4 separate regions of the Homo sapiens genome follow, and regions 1, 2 and 3 are each linked to region 4. Evidence: chromatin contacts called from ENCODE Hi-C or POLR2A ChIA-PET data. All regions are on one chromosome and are shown on one strand. The core of a region is the stretch at or near the end of the contact, and the rest is flanking DNA. Distances in the headings are between cores, read along the strand shown. Region 1 holds the start of ZBTB5 (zinc finger and BTB domain containing 5). Region 2 holds the start of ZCCHC7 (zinc finger CCHC-type containing 7). Region 3 has its middle 80 kb from the start of MELK. Region 4 holds the start of B4GALT1-AS1 (B4GALT1 antisense RNA 1).

Evidence for each region. A loop is a pair of places that touch in the nucleus more often than their neighbours do. ChIA-PET counts read pairs that join two places held with the same protein, here RNA polymerase II (POLR2A). Pooled maps may share reads with other maps.
Region 1: a loop to region 4 is called in a map of naive thymus-derived CD4-positive, alpha-beta T cell, with 6 times the contacts of the local background. The contact joins the promoter of ZBTB5 here to the promoter of B4GALT1-AS1 in region 4. A Hi-C loop is called at or near these places in 1 of 168 maps with a recorded cell type or tissue (naive thymus-derived CD4-positive, alpha-beta T cell) and 8 of 50 pooled maps. POLR2A ChIA-PET finds 5 or more read pairs at or near these places in 1 of 52 experiments (AG04449).
Region 2: a loop to region 4 is called in a map of ovary, with 13 times the contacts of the local background. The contact joins the promoter of ZCCHC7 here to the promoter of B4GALT1-AS1 in region 4. A Hi-C loop is called at or near these places in 2 of 168 maps with a recorded cell type or tissue (CD4-positive, alpha-beta memory T cell and ovary) and 5 of 50 pooled maps.
Region 3: a map of CD8-positive, alpha-beta T cell shows a loop between it and region 4 (25-fold over the local background). The contact joins the enhancer-like site here to the promoter of B4GALT1-AS1 in region 4. A Hi-C loop is called at or near these places in 2 of 168 maps with a recorded cell type or tissue (CD8-positive, alpha-beta T cell and naive thymus-derived CD4-positive, alpha-beta T cell) and 9 of 50 pooled maps. POLR2A ChIA-PET finds 5 or more read pairs at or near these places in 1 of 52 experiments (RWPE1).

What each region holds. Positions count from the first base shown.
Region 1 is chr9:37,464,092-37,466,791 of GRCh38, reverse strand. ZBTB5 (zinc finger and BTB domain containing 5) reads left to right here and starts at 1,342. Exons shown (of 2, transcript NM_014872.3): 1 at 1,342-1,577. RefSeq lists enhancers at 1-362, 363-1,048, 1,049-1,734, 1,735-2,420 and a silencer at 1,415-1,514.
Region 2 is chr9:37,119,239-37,121,938 of GRCh38, reverse strand. It overlaps ZCCHC7 (zinc finger CCHC-type containing 7), which reads right to left and starts at 1,365. Exons shown (of 9, transcript NM_032226.3): 1 at 1,316-1,365. LOC105376034 (a long non-coding RNA gene) reads left to right here and starts at 1,539. Exons shown (of 3, transcript NR_188580.1): 1 at 1,539-2,143. RefSeq lists an enhancer at 1,624-1,703.
Region 3 is chr9:36,491,742-36,494,441 of GRCh38, reverse strand. No RefSeq gene overlaps it. Among named protein-coding and RNA genes, the nearest start is that of MELK, 80 kb to the left of the region's middle. Within about 2 kb of position 1,386, at least 2 of the 41 ENCODE cell types and tissues checked have a DNase peak (open chromatin) inside an H3K27ac peak, as active enhancers do; they include CD8-positive, alpha-beta T cell, where a contact is called at or near this core.
Region 4 is chr9:33,165,642-33,168,341 of GRCh38, reverse strand. It overlaps B4GALT1-AS1 (B4GALT1 antisense RNA 1), which reads right to left and starts at 1,394. Exons shown (of 3, transcript NR_108110.1): 1 at 1,296-1,394. B4GALT1 (beta-1,4-galactosyltransferase 1) reads left to right here and starts at 1,006. Exons shown (of 6, transcript NM_001497.4): 1 at 1,006-1,584. The coding sequence starts at 1,173. RefSeq lists enhancers at 423-502, 25-589, 573-672, 590-1,155 and silencers at 823-1,222, 981-1,254.

The sequences.
Region 1 (2,700 bases), core at 93-2,592, 4.3 Mb before region 4:
CCACCACGCCCGGCTAATTTTTGTACTTTTAGTAGAGACAGGGTTTCACCATGTTGGCCAGGCTGGTCTCGAACTCCTGATCTCGGGCGATCTGCCCGCCTCAGCCTTCCCAATTGCTGCGATTATAGGCGTGAGCCATCGCGCCCGGCTGGGAGTTCCATTTTTCTGGGAGCTCCTCCAAGACCCTTACCCCCACCCCCAGAAGAACCCAGCTGAGTTCGCGGGCCTGCCTTTGTCTCCAGAGCCACGCAGCGCTCCCAGACACGCTGCGCCGGAGAAGGCAGCTTTCTTCTGCCGTCCTCACCCTAGGAAAGGGGGTTTCTTCCCTGGCCCCAGTGTCCGATGCTCAGGGATCGGGTTCTCCCTCCGAGGGTGCACCTGGAAACCCGAGCGTCGCCCCGGGGCTCGCTTTTTTCAGACCGCGTCCCATACAAGTCCGCGACCCTTCCACGTTTGGGACAGGAGTGGGAGAGCTTAGCGCTTCCTATTTTTTTGTGGGGGGAGTGCAGGTGATTATAAATCTGGGCATGCAGACTACAGGCTTATTTGACCTGCAGCCGAGTGCGGGGCCAAGCGCCGGGCTCCTGGGGCGCCACCGTTTCCAGACGCGCAGCCACCCGGACTGGACGAGGGGCGGGGTCCGACCTAACTGCCATCCGATGGACAGCGTTTTTTATTCGCGGTTTTCACCCTGGACTTTGGCTTAGTTAAACCTAAAGAGCTTTTTGGAATCTTATCTTTCCCAACGTCTATGAAGTGGGAACTCAATCTCCAGCCCTCTACGTGTGTGTGTGTGTGTGTGTTCAGCGAAGGGAATTCACCCCGGAGAAGAGCCCTGGGTCACTAAAGCGCCGGGCACCACGAGGGTGGAAAAATCCTTCAGAACCAGCCAATGGCGGTACGGCCTGCCCTGAGGGCCCGCCTCTCCGGCGCCCTCAGACATCACGCAGTCGTTGTTGTGATTGGCGGATTTAGGCGGAAAGCCCGCTAGCCTAAACCACAGAGGGTTTTGATTGGTTGCAGCGAACAGCCGCATTTCTATAGTCCAAACCTGGAGCAGTTTAGTGATAAATCCCGCCCTAAAAGGCATTTGATAACCGTTTTACATGTTGTAAGGCAAAGGGTGATTGGTCAGAGAGCTCACGGATTCAGTCGGTAGTAAACACAACCAGACTTCAGGGACCGTGGATTGGTCAGTTTTTCCGGGGGCTAAGTAAATTCCTCCAGGTTCCGCGCGCCGGCTGGCTGCACTCCTACCCCGGCCCCGCCCTTCCCATTGCTGATTGGTTGCAGCCCAACTGGGAGAGGCGGAATGGGGCGGAGTAGGCGCTCTTGCATTACGTCACTTCCGCTTATCCTCGGGCGCCGCCGCCGTGTTCTCAGAGTGCTGCGGCGAACTGGCTGGAGGAGCTAGGGGACTAGAGGCGGGGTGGGAGGGGGGCGGGTGGAAGGGGGAGGAAGTCCCGTAACGGAGACGCTGGTCAGGACGTTCCCACCTCCTCTGACACTGCCGAGTCCGATCGGAGAGGGGTCACCGCCTCCTTCAGCGAGGAGGAGGGGGGCGGAGCCCGACTCAGGTGAGGAGACCCCGTCAGCGAGTATCGTGATGGCGGGCGCGCTCACGTGGGGAAGGTTGAGCACCAGGGGCGCGCCAAGGCGTCGGGGAGCGCGCAGACGTGTACTGGTGCCCCCGGACTACTCTGGCTGTCTTTCGGAGGGGAGCATTGTTACCGTTGGAGCCAAGGGGCCAGGCGGGTTCTTCTGCGCAGGCGTCCCCGGTGTCCCGACGCCAGGCTGTCTGCGGGGTGGGGCGGGGGCTGGTACTCCTGTGGATCCCCGGCTGGCGACGTAGGTTCCCGAATGGGGTGGGAAAGGCCTCAGGACCAGCGGCCTGGCGGGATGAAGAGAGGATCTGCTGCCCTGCGGGATGTGGTCGGACGGCTCCCTTGCCCCCATCCTGGGTCTTGAGCGACGAGGTTTCATTTCACCAGAGCAAGGCCATAGGCAGACTGCCATCGGGAGCCAGCGGCCGACCCTGGAGGGGTGGAGCCAGTGTTTCGGAATGCCCCAACTTGTTATGAGAGGACTGAAGTGTTTAATAGGCATTTATTGAATGCCCACTACTCCCAGGCTTCGTGCGAGGAGCTGTGGGGGATGCGGTGGTAAGACACTGCCGTCCCATCTTCTCCTGTTTGGAGGACAGATTTGTATGTAAATAATAAAAGGCAGTGAATTAAGGGGTGTTGAAGGTTAGTTTTTTCCTTTCATAATGGTCATTTTTTTTTAAGTCAGTCAGCATTCTGGCATAGTGAAGGATATTGTGGAAACTAATTTTCTGAACAGAAGGCAAATCCTAAATAATTTGGAGGAAAAATTTTAGGTGAAAGCACAGTAAAGTTGATTACTAAGTAGTATCTTCTGACTCTAGTTAACTTGAATTAATAGAAGGAACTCTTCACCTTCAAAAATTGAAGCAAAAATATTCCAAAACATGTTCTCATATTTTTCACTTGTATTAAGTAGAGGACATTACGGGCTTTTCTTTAGAGGTTGAAGAGAATGCTGTGCCTTAGTCATTAAGTCATTGGTAATTTGTTGTCCTAGTATGGGCTGTTGTGCTTAGATGTAAAAGGCTGGGCAGAACTTGCTTTTCATTTGCCTAAACTCTTGTGATTTCTGTGGGGACGGTGGTTGGCAGTA
Region 2 (2,700 bases), core at 116-2,615, 4.0 Mb before region 4:
TAAAATGTCTGTCCATTTTTCAAATGCGATGGCCACTCTGAATCAAATCTGATTGGGATGGAGAATCCAAATGTGTAAAACAAAAGTCACAAAAGACAAACAGAGCACAGTATTTCAGTGGGGGAAAAAAAATAAGCTAAATTTAGTCACTTAAGTCCCAGCTCTTCTTGGGATATATATATGATTTTTACGAGAACTAATCCTATCCGGAAACATTTCCTTCACCTTTCCCTTAGCCCTTTTCCTTCGGTCATGCAGTCTCTTACCGTGCTAATTATCATATTAATATAATCCTCACTTGCGATCCTTCCTGACTTTATTCCCCATGCTCAGATTCTCCTGAAAGCATAACGCTTTCCTAAGTATACACACAATCCATTTAAAAGTCTTTGTATGCGACAGCCTAACTATTCAAACACGAAGTCATTTCTCTAACGGTCCTAGAAAAAATTTTAAAAAGAAAAAGAAAACCACAAAGTCAAGAGCTTCTGAGGGGACCTGAAAAGTCATCAAATTGAACGCTCTCGTTTTATAGTTGGAGAAAGGAGCTCAGAGAAACTTATTCACTGAGCTAAAAAGGCCCTACTAATGCAGCCCGTAATTCAACTGTGCAATCTGAAATAATCTTAAATTCAGCTTCAATAAGAGCTTTCTGGAATCGCCAGCGAATCCGTGGGGGAGCCACGGCTAGAACCCAGGCCTCCTGATTCCCAGCCACAGCTTTTCCACCGAACCAGCAGCTCTTCCCAAAAGTTGAAGGCAACTGTCCGCTCACAGGATGGGAGGGATAAAGGGCGCCTTAGTAAACACAGTCCAAGTCTACTCGTTTTACATGAGGAAAGGGTCACAGCTCCCGAAATTTTGGATTCTACTGCTGCAGCTGCTGCTTCTGACAGCAGAGGCGGGAGGTGGCCCAGGACTACTCGGTCCTCAAAGACTGGACTCTCTCTCGGCGCGCCGGGACCTCCGCGCTTCACTGACTGGCTTCCCTAGAAGACTGGGGGCCTTGCGGGGAAATAAAAAGGGCAGACACGCCACCCTCACCGAGGCCCTAGACGCCCAGCCGCTCTAGAATCACGGCATTAGCCCTTGGAAAGCCAGGGAGACGCGGACCCCCTAGACCCGCAGCCCGGCCGCGTGGGGCGGCGCGCAGGTGACGGACCAGGAGCTGCGCCCTGCCACGAGTGAGGGGCGGACGGGAGACGTCGAGGCCGGCGAGGGGGCACGCGCTAGTTCCACAGCCCGGCGGGCAAGAAGGAGGGTAGGCAGGGGTCCCGAGCCGCGGGCGGCGGGGGTCCGTCACACACATACTCACTGCCGCAGCTGCGAACAGGAAGCACCAACCGGGAACCAAAACGCGTAGAGGGACGGGGAGGGGCGAGGACAAATGAGGTAAGGAGGCCGCGTCCGCGCAGACCCGGGAGGGAAGGCACTTCCGGGGACAACACAGCTCTAGTCACCGCCTTTCCGTCCCCGCCCACCTGCCGCGCCTGATGTGCGCATGCGTAGTGGGTGCGAACCGTTCTCTGCCCCGCCCATAATTATTAGGTTTGCCTTCCTTGCTTTCCCCCTTCCCCTTCCCAACTTCTCTTGAAGCTACCTAGGCTGCATCTATTATTTGAATGACTCGTACGAAGGAGATGCTATTTACCGGGCAAAAGCCGGGGAGTTCGTGCCCTCTACCCCCGCGAGGAAAACTACAACCCCCATGAGGACACGGGCGAGGTTGAGGCCGGGCTCCGCCTCCTTCTCCCTGGCGCTCGGTGGACGCCTTCTCAGTGCCACGTGGCGCGGGAGCCTAGCTGATCGCGTGCATGACGAGGGCCAGCGTGGCTGGCTGCTTGGCCCGCAGACCTGGGCAGCGGGAAACGCGTACTTGAGAGCGCATGGCTTCAAGCTTCTCCCTTGCGCTCATGATCTTAGGCTGGTCGCTTTTTCTTTTAGGCGGAACACAGTTCACACTGGGCGCCTCCAACTCTCTGGAATTCTAGGCAACAGATTAACACTTTGTGAATCTCGAAGAGCTGCACTCCTGCTAAATATTGGAGTTAATGCTGATCCTTTGGAAGTCTCTGAAGGTTGCAAGATTGTGCTGGGAGCCTCTGGCTTCATTTGCCCTTCTCACACCTTATTTTAATACAAGGTAAACCCATCTGTAGAACTTTAGAAATAACTGTCGACCTAAAGGAAAAACTGAGGCAAAGTTAATATAAGTGGAGAATTTATTTGGGCCAAGTTTGATGAGGGCAACCTGGGATCATCAATTCAAGTTGCCCTTAATATGTGATCCGATAAGCAGCAGTTTCAACTGAGTTCTTTGTCTTGTGAAGCTCCAGGCTTAAAGGTATCGATCCTCCCACCTCTGTCTCCCAAAGCACTGGGATCACAGGCATGAGCCATTACACTTCTTGTAGCAGCTACGAGTGAATTTTTTTCTTTCTTTATGGTTTTTTTTTTTTTTTTTTTTTTTTTTTTCCTGAGACGGAGTTTCGCAGTTGTTGCCCAGGCTGGAGTGCAATGGCGCGGTCTCGGCTCACTGCAACCTCCGCCTCCCAGATTCAAGCCATCCTCCTGCCTCAGCCTCCGAAGTAGCTGGGATTACAGGCGCCTGCCACCACGCCCAGCTAATTTTTGTATTTTTAGTAGAGTCGGGGTTTCACCATGTTGGCCAGGCTGGTCTCGAACTCCTGGCCTCGACCT
Region 3 (2,700 bases), core at 137-2,636, 3.3 Mb before region 4:
CTCTTTGAGCATCATTATGGACTCATGCATTACATTTATTCAATGTATTACAATCAATTACAGACTCAATTAGTCTTTAAAGAAGCCATAGAGGATAGGGCTAAGGATGTGATCAGAAAATTCCTAGAATACTGTGGTTGAAGAAACACACACACACACACACACACACACACCACACACACACATTTATCCTTACCAATAATAAAAATATGAAAGCAAAAACTATATAACAGAGAAAAAAATATAAAATTCCAATTCTGATACTATATATACAACCCTCCTAAAATTCTCACACAGGTTCTATAAGGGGTATGTATAAAGACAGTTATGGCAGTGATGTTTTTGGTTGTAGGCAATTTGGGTGTCCCTAATGAAGAAGACCTTAGGCAAAATGTGATGGGTGGAGTAATATGCAGTAGATAGAAGCAATGGGCCAGATCTTAAAAACATGCTGCAGCAAAAAAGAAAAATAAGAAAAAAAAATGTGTCTTACAATGTTATTTACAAAAGAAAAAAATACACACATCTAAGAAAATAGTACATATTTTATCCTACTACTATTTTTTTTTTTTTGAAAAATCTCTTTGTTGGGAGGTTTTGGTTTTGGTTTTGTTTTGAAAGAGTGTCATTACGTCACCCAGGCTGGAGTGCAATGGTGCAATCTCAGCTCACTGCAACCTCCACCTGCCGGGTTCAAGGGATTTTGGTGTCTCAGCCTCCTGGGTAGCTGGAATTACAGGCGTGCACCACCACGCCCAGCTAATTTTTGTATTTTTAGCAGAGACGGGGTTTCACCATGTTAGCCAGGCTGGTCTCAAAGTCTTGACCTCAAGTGATCTGCCTGCCTTGGCCTCCCAAAGTGCTGGGATTACAGGCGTCAGCCACCATGTCCAGCCCAATACTACATATTTTAAATAAACACAAACAAAAGGATATACATGAAACACATCGGAATAATTGCCTGTGGTGAGAAAGGGGAATGAGATTAGTGAATGTGAATAAAAGAGAATAAATAAATATAACAAATGAGAGTGGCCTTACAAGTGAGAAATATGACCAATTCAATCCCTTATATTTAAATAAAAATAAATGATTAAACAAATAAATTGCTATGATCTCTCTGGAAATTAGAACTTTTCAAAACATTGAATTAGCAATTCCACCTTTAGGAATGTGGCCTAAGGAAATAGAAACTAATGTTTATTAATGTGATAATAGTGAGGAAAAATGCTCAGCATGTTTTCTTTCGCTCTGGCTCTCACCCTGCAATTTACATCCCCAAGCATTTCAGGGAAACCATATAGTTGTCTCACATGTGCTTGTGATGTGTTTGTGAAGGAAAGTAGTCATGTGGTATTGGTGGTTCATTTCATCTCCTGCCTCAGCCCCTTCCACTTGGCATTGCTATTTTCACTTCCTTTGCTGAGCATGGTTACAAATTCCATTGGGTCTACCTTATCTGGATTCCTTCAGTTGCTAAGGCTGCAAAGTATTACTCTGTAATACTCTGAAATACCATCTTGCTCCTCTTCTGGTTTTATATGCTATTAGGTCTATCATTGTCTTATCGTTTTTCATGAAATAGCCCCTTCAGTATTTTCTTTTCTTTTCTTTTCTTTTCGAGACCGGAGTCTTGCTCTGTCGCCCAGGTTGTGGTGCAGTGGCACGATCTCGGCTCACTGCAAGCTCCGCCTCCCGGGTTCACGCCATTCTCCTGCCTCAGCCTCCTGAGTAGCTGGGACTACAGGCGACCACCACCACCACGCCCGGCTAATTTTTTGTATTTTTAGTAGAGACGGGGTTTCACCGTGTTAGCCAGGATGGTCTCGATCTCCTGACCTCGTGATCCGCCCACCTCGGCTTCCCAAAGTGCTGGGATTACAGGCTTGAGCCACCGCACCCGGCGCCCCTTCAGTATTTTCTTACAATTTCTCTCCTCCACTCCCTCATTAACCCCCAAATAAAATAATGATTTACAAGCCAGGCTGGGGCAAATACAAGTAAACAGACATTGTGCTAAGCTTGAAAGTGAAATAGGGAGTGCGAATCAGAACTACAATGAGATACCACTTCACATCCATTAGGAAGGCTATTATGAAGAAAAAGGTAGGGGTGGGGGTGGAATAACAAGTGTTGGCAAGACTGTGGATAAATTAGAACCCTTATGCATTGCTGGTGGGAATGCAAAAATGGTGCAGCCCCTATAGAAAACAGTCTGGTGCTCAAAAAGTTAAGCACAGAGTTACCATTATGATGCGGTAATTCTTCTCCTAGGTATATACTCAAAAGAACTAAAAGCAGTAAGGCCAGGCTTGGTGGCTCACGCCTGTAATCCTAGCACTCTGGGAGGCCGAGGCAGGCGGATTACCTGAGGTTGGGAGTTCAAGACCAGCCTGACCAACATGGAGAAACCCTGTTTCTACAAAAAGTACAAAAAATTAACCAGGTGTGGTGGCGTATGCCTGTAATCCCAGCTACTCAGGAGGCTGAGGTAGGAGACTCATTTGAACCTGGTAGGTGGAGCTTGCGGTAAGCTGAGATTGCGCCATTGCATCCCAGCCTTGGCAAAAACAGCAATACTCTTGTTGCCAAAATAAATAAAAATAAAATAATTAAAACAAAAATAAATAAAAATAAAACAAAAAGGAAGGAAATTCTAATACATACTGTCACATGAATAAACCTTGTAAACATTATGCG
Region 4 (2,700 bases), core at 145-2,644:
TCTGGGTCAAATCGAGGTCAAGTGGCTTCAGTGCCTAAGTCTCTCACCCACACAGCCTTCAGCCCTTACTTGCAAATCAACAAAGGGTAAACCTGTAGAAAACATGGGTTTCGGAGCCAGAATTCTGCCTCTTGCCAGCTGTGGGCTCTTAGGAAAGTTTCTTAATCTGCCGGGGCCCCACTCTACGACATGGGGAGAACTGCTACTTCATGGGACAGTGGGTAGCCCAGTGTAGACTGTAACGCCGGCTGATCTCCTGCACGCTGGCCTGGGAGTTAGAGGCTTCTTGCTGCTCTCCTCTTCAAAGTATACAGGACTCCCGCCACACACACATCTGGAACCAAGCTGGTCTGAGAGCCCCTTATAGCCCAGGCTACCTGATGGGGAGGCACAGAAGTGGCAACCCGTCCACTTTCTTTGCCGCAGGACCCCCCGTTAAGCAGCGGGGTCCAGCCGGGCTGAGTTAGGGAGGGGGTTTCGAACGTGCCACTCCTCGCCCGGCGTCGAAGCCCGTTTCCTGGGTAACCTTTTTCTGCCTCTCTTCCTAGCCCACCAAGGCCCACTGGCCAGAACGCCGCCGCGGCCCCAAACCACTCCAGATAACCACCCGCCAGCTGTCCTCTCCGTTCTCTCCGCCGCCGCGCTGCAGGCCCAGGCTCGCACCCGAGTCCCTTCGCACCCCAGGAAGTGGCGCGGCCTGTCGAGGGCAGCGTGGAGGAGGAAGAGGAGGCGCGGCTCAACGCGACCGAAGCTCCGCCGCAAAGGCTCGGGAGGAAGAGGGCGGTGCGCGGCCAAGCGTCGGAGCTGCAGTCATACTCCGGGGACCCCACGACGGCGCCCCGCCCGCTGCCCACCCTCCCGAGGCCCCGCCCAGCGCGCCCATCCCGCCACGGGCTGCCCCGCCTTCCCGCCCTCGTCCAGAAAACCCCGCGCCCGGCCCCGCCCCCGCCTTCGCCGGGGCCCCGCCCCTCCCCTCTCCGCCGGCGCCTCGGGCGGCTTCTCGCCGCTCCCAGGTCTGGCTGGCTGGAGGAGTCTCAGCTCTCAGCCGCTCGCCCGCCCCCGCTCCGGGCCCTCCCCTAGTCGCCGCTGTGGGGCAGCGCCTGGCGGGCGGCCCGCGGGCGGGTCGCCTCCCCTCCTGTAGCCCACACCCTTCTTAAAGCGGCGGCGGGAAGATGAGGCTTCGGGAGCCGCTCCTGAGCGGCAGCGCCGCGATGCCAGGCGCGTCCCTACAGCGGGCCTGCCGCCTGCTCGTGGCCGTCTGCGCTCTGCACCTTGGCGTCACCCTCGTTTACTACCTGGCTGGCCGCGACCTGAGCCGCCTGCCCCAACTGGTCGGAGTCTCCACACCGCTGCAGGGCGGCTCGAACAGTGCCGCCGCCATCGGGCAGTCCTCCGGGGAGCTCCGGACCGGAGGGGCCCGGCCGCCGCCTCCTCTAGGCGCCTCCTCCCAGCCGCGCCCGGGTGGCGACTCCAGCCCAGTCGTGGATTCTGGCCCTGGCCCCGCTAGCAACTTGACCTCGGTCCCAGTGCCCCACACCACCGCACTGTCGCTGCCCGCCTGCCCTGAGGAGTCCCCGCTGCTTGGTAAGGACTCGGGTCGGCGCCAGTCGGAGGATTGGGACCCCCCCGGATTTCCCCGACAGGGTCCCCCAGACATTCCCTCAGGCTGGCTCTTCTACGACAGCCAGCCTCCCTCTTCTGGATCAGAGTTTTAAATCCCAGACAGAGGCTTGGGACTGGATGGGAGAGAAGGTTTGCGAGGTGGGTCCCTGGGGAGTCCTGTTGGAGGCGTGGGGCCGGGACCGCACAGGGAAGTCCCGAGGCCCCTCTAGCCCCAGAACCAGAGAAGGCCTTGGAGACTTCCCTGCTGTGGCCCGAGGCTCAGGAAGTTTTGGAGTTTGGGTCTGCTTAGGGCTTCGAGCAGCCTTGCACTGAGAACTCTGGTAGGGACCTCGAGTAATCCACTCCCTTTTGGGGACTGACGTGAGGCTCCCGGTGGGGAAGGAGACTGACCTCTCGGTTCACGTGTCTTGCCATAGAGCCACTCTCCTGAGTGGGTTTTTCTCCTGATCGTTTGGGCCAAGTGACTTCTCTCTGAACCTCATATTTCTCTTCTGGGATAATAAATGGTCACCCTTTCAAGGGGTTGTTTTGGAAGATATTGTGAACAATGGTAAATAAGGGCTTAATTAATGAGGGTAAGCCCTCAGTAAATTGTCACTGTGTGTTCATTTCTTCCTCTGTGTGGATCGTGACCGAGAGCCCTTCCCCCTAGCCTCCTCCTGGTATGGGTACCCAAAACCTAGGTGAGCAGGGATCTCTCCCAGGGGCAGAGAGCTTGTGTACTCTGGGTGTTAGAGGGCTAAAATATAACCAGTCAACACCACGTTGCCCATTTCTGGTACTTCCGGTAGCAGCCTGAGTCTCAATTATCTTGCCCAGATGATCTGAACTCTGACCTCTAGCCTGTTTCAGCATAGGCAGAGAGCTTGAGTAGGTGAGTTTGCATTCCTCATAGCAGCTGGCTGAGCCTAGTCTGGACTTCTCTTTGACCTGTAACCTACAGGCCCACAGGCCCAAGGCAACCACAGGTTGCTTCCAGGGTTACCACACAGGTGGTTTCTCATTTCTAATGCTAGGTTTTAGATAATTGTTGTAAGTGAGGGGCCCTGGCAGGCAGGATGACATCCTGCCAATAGG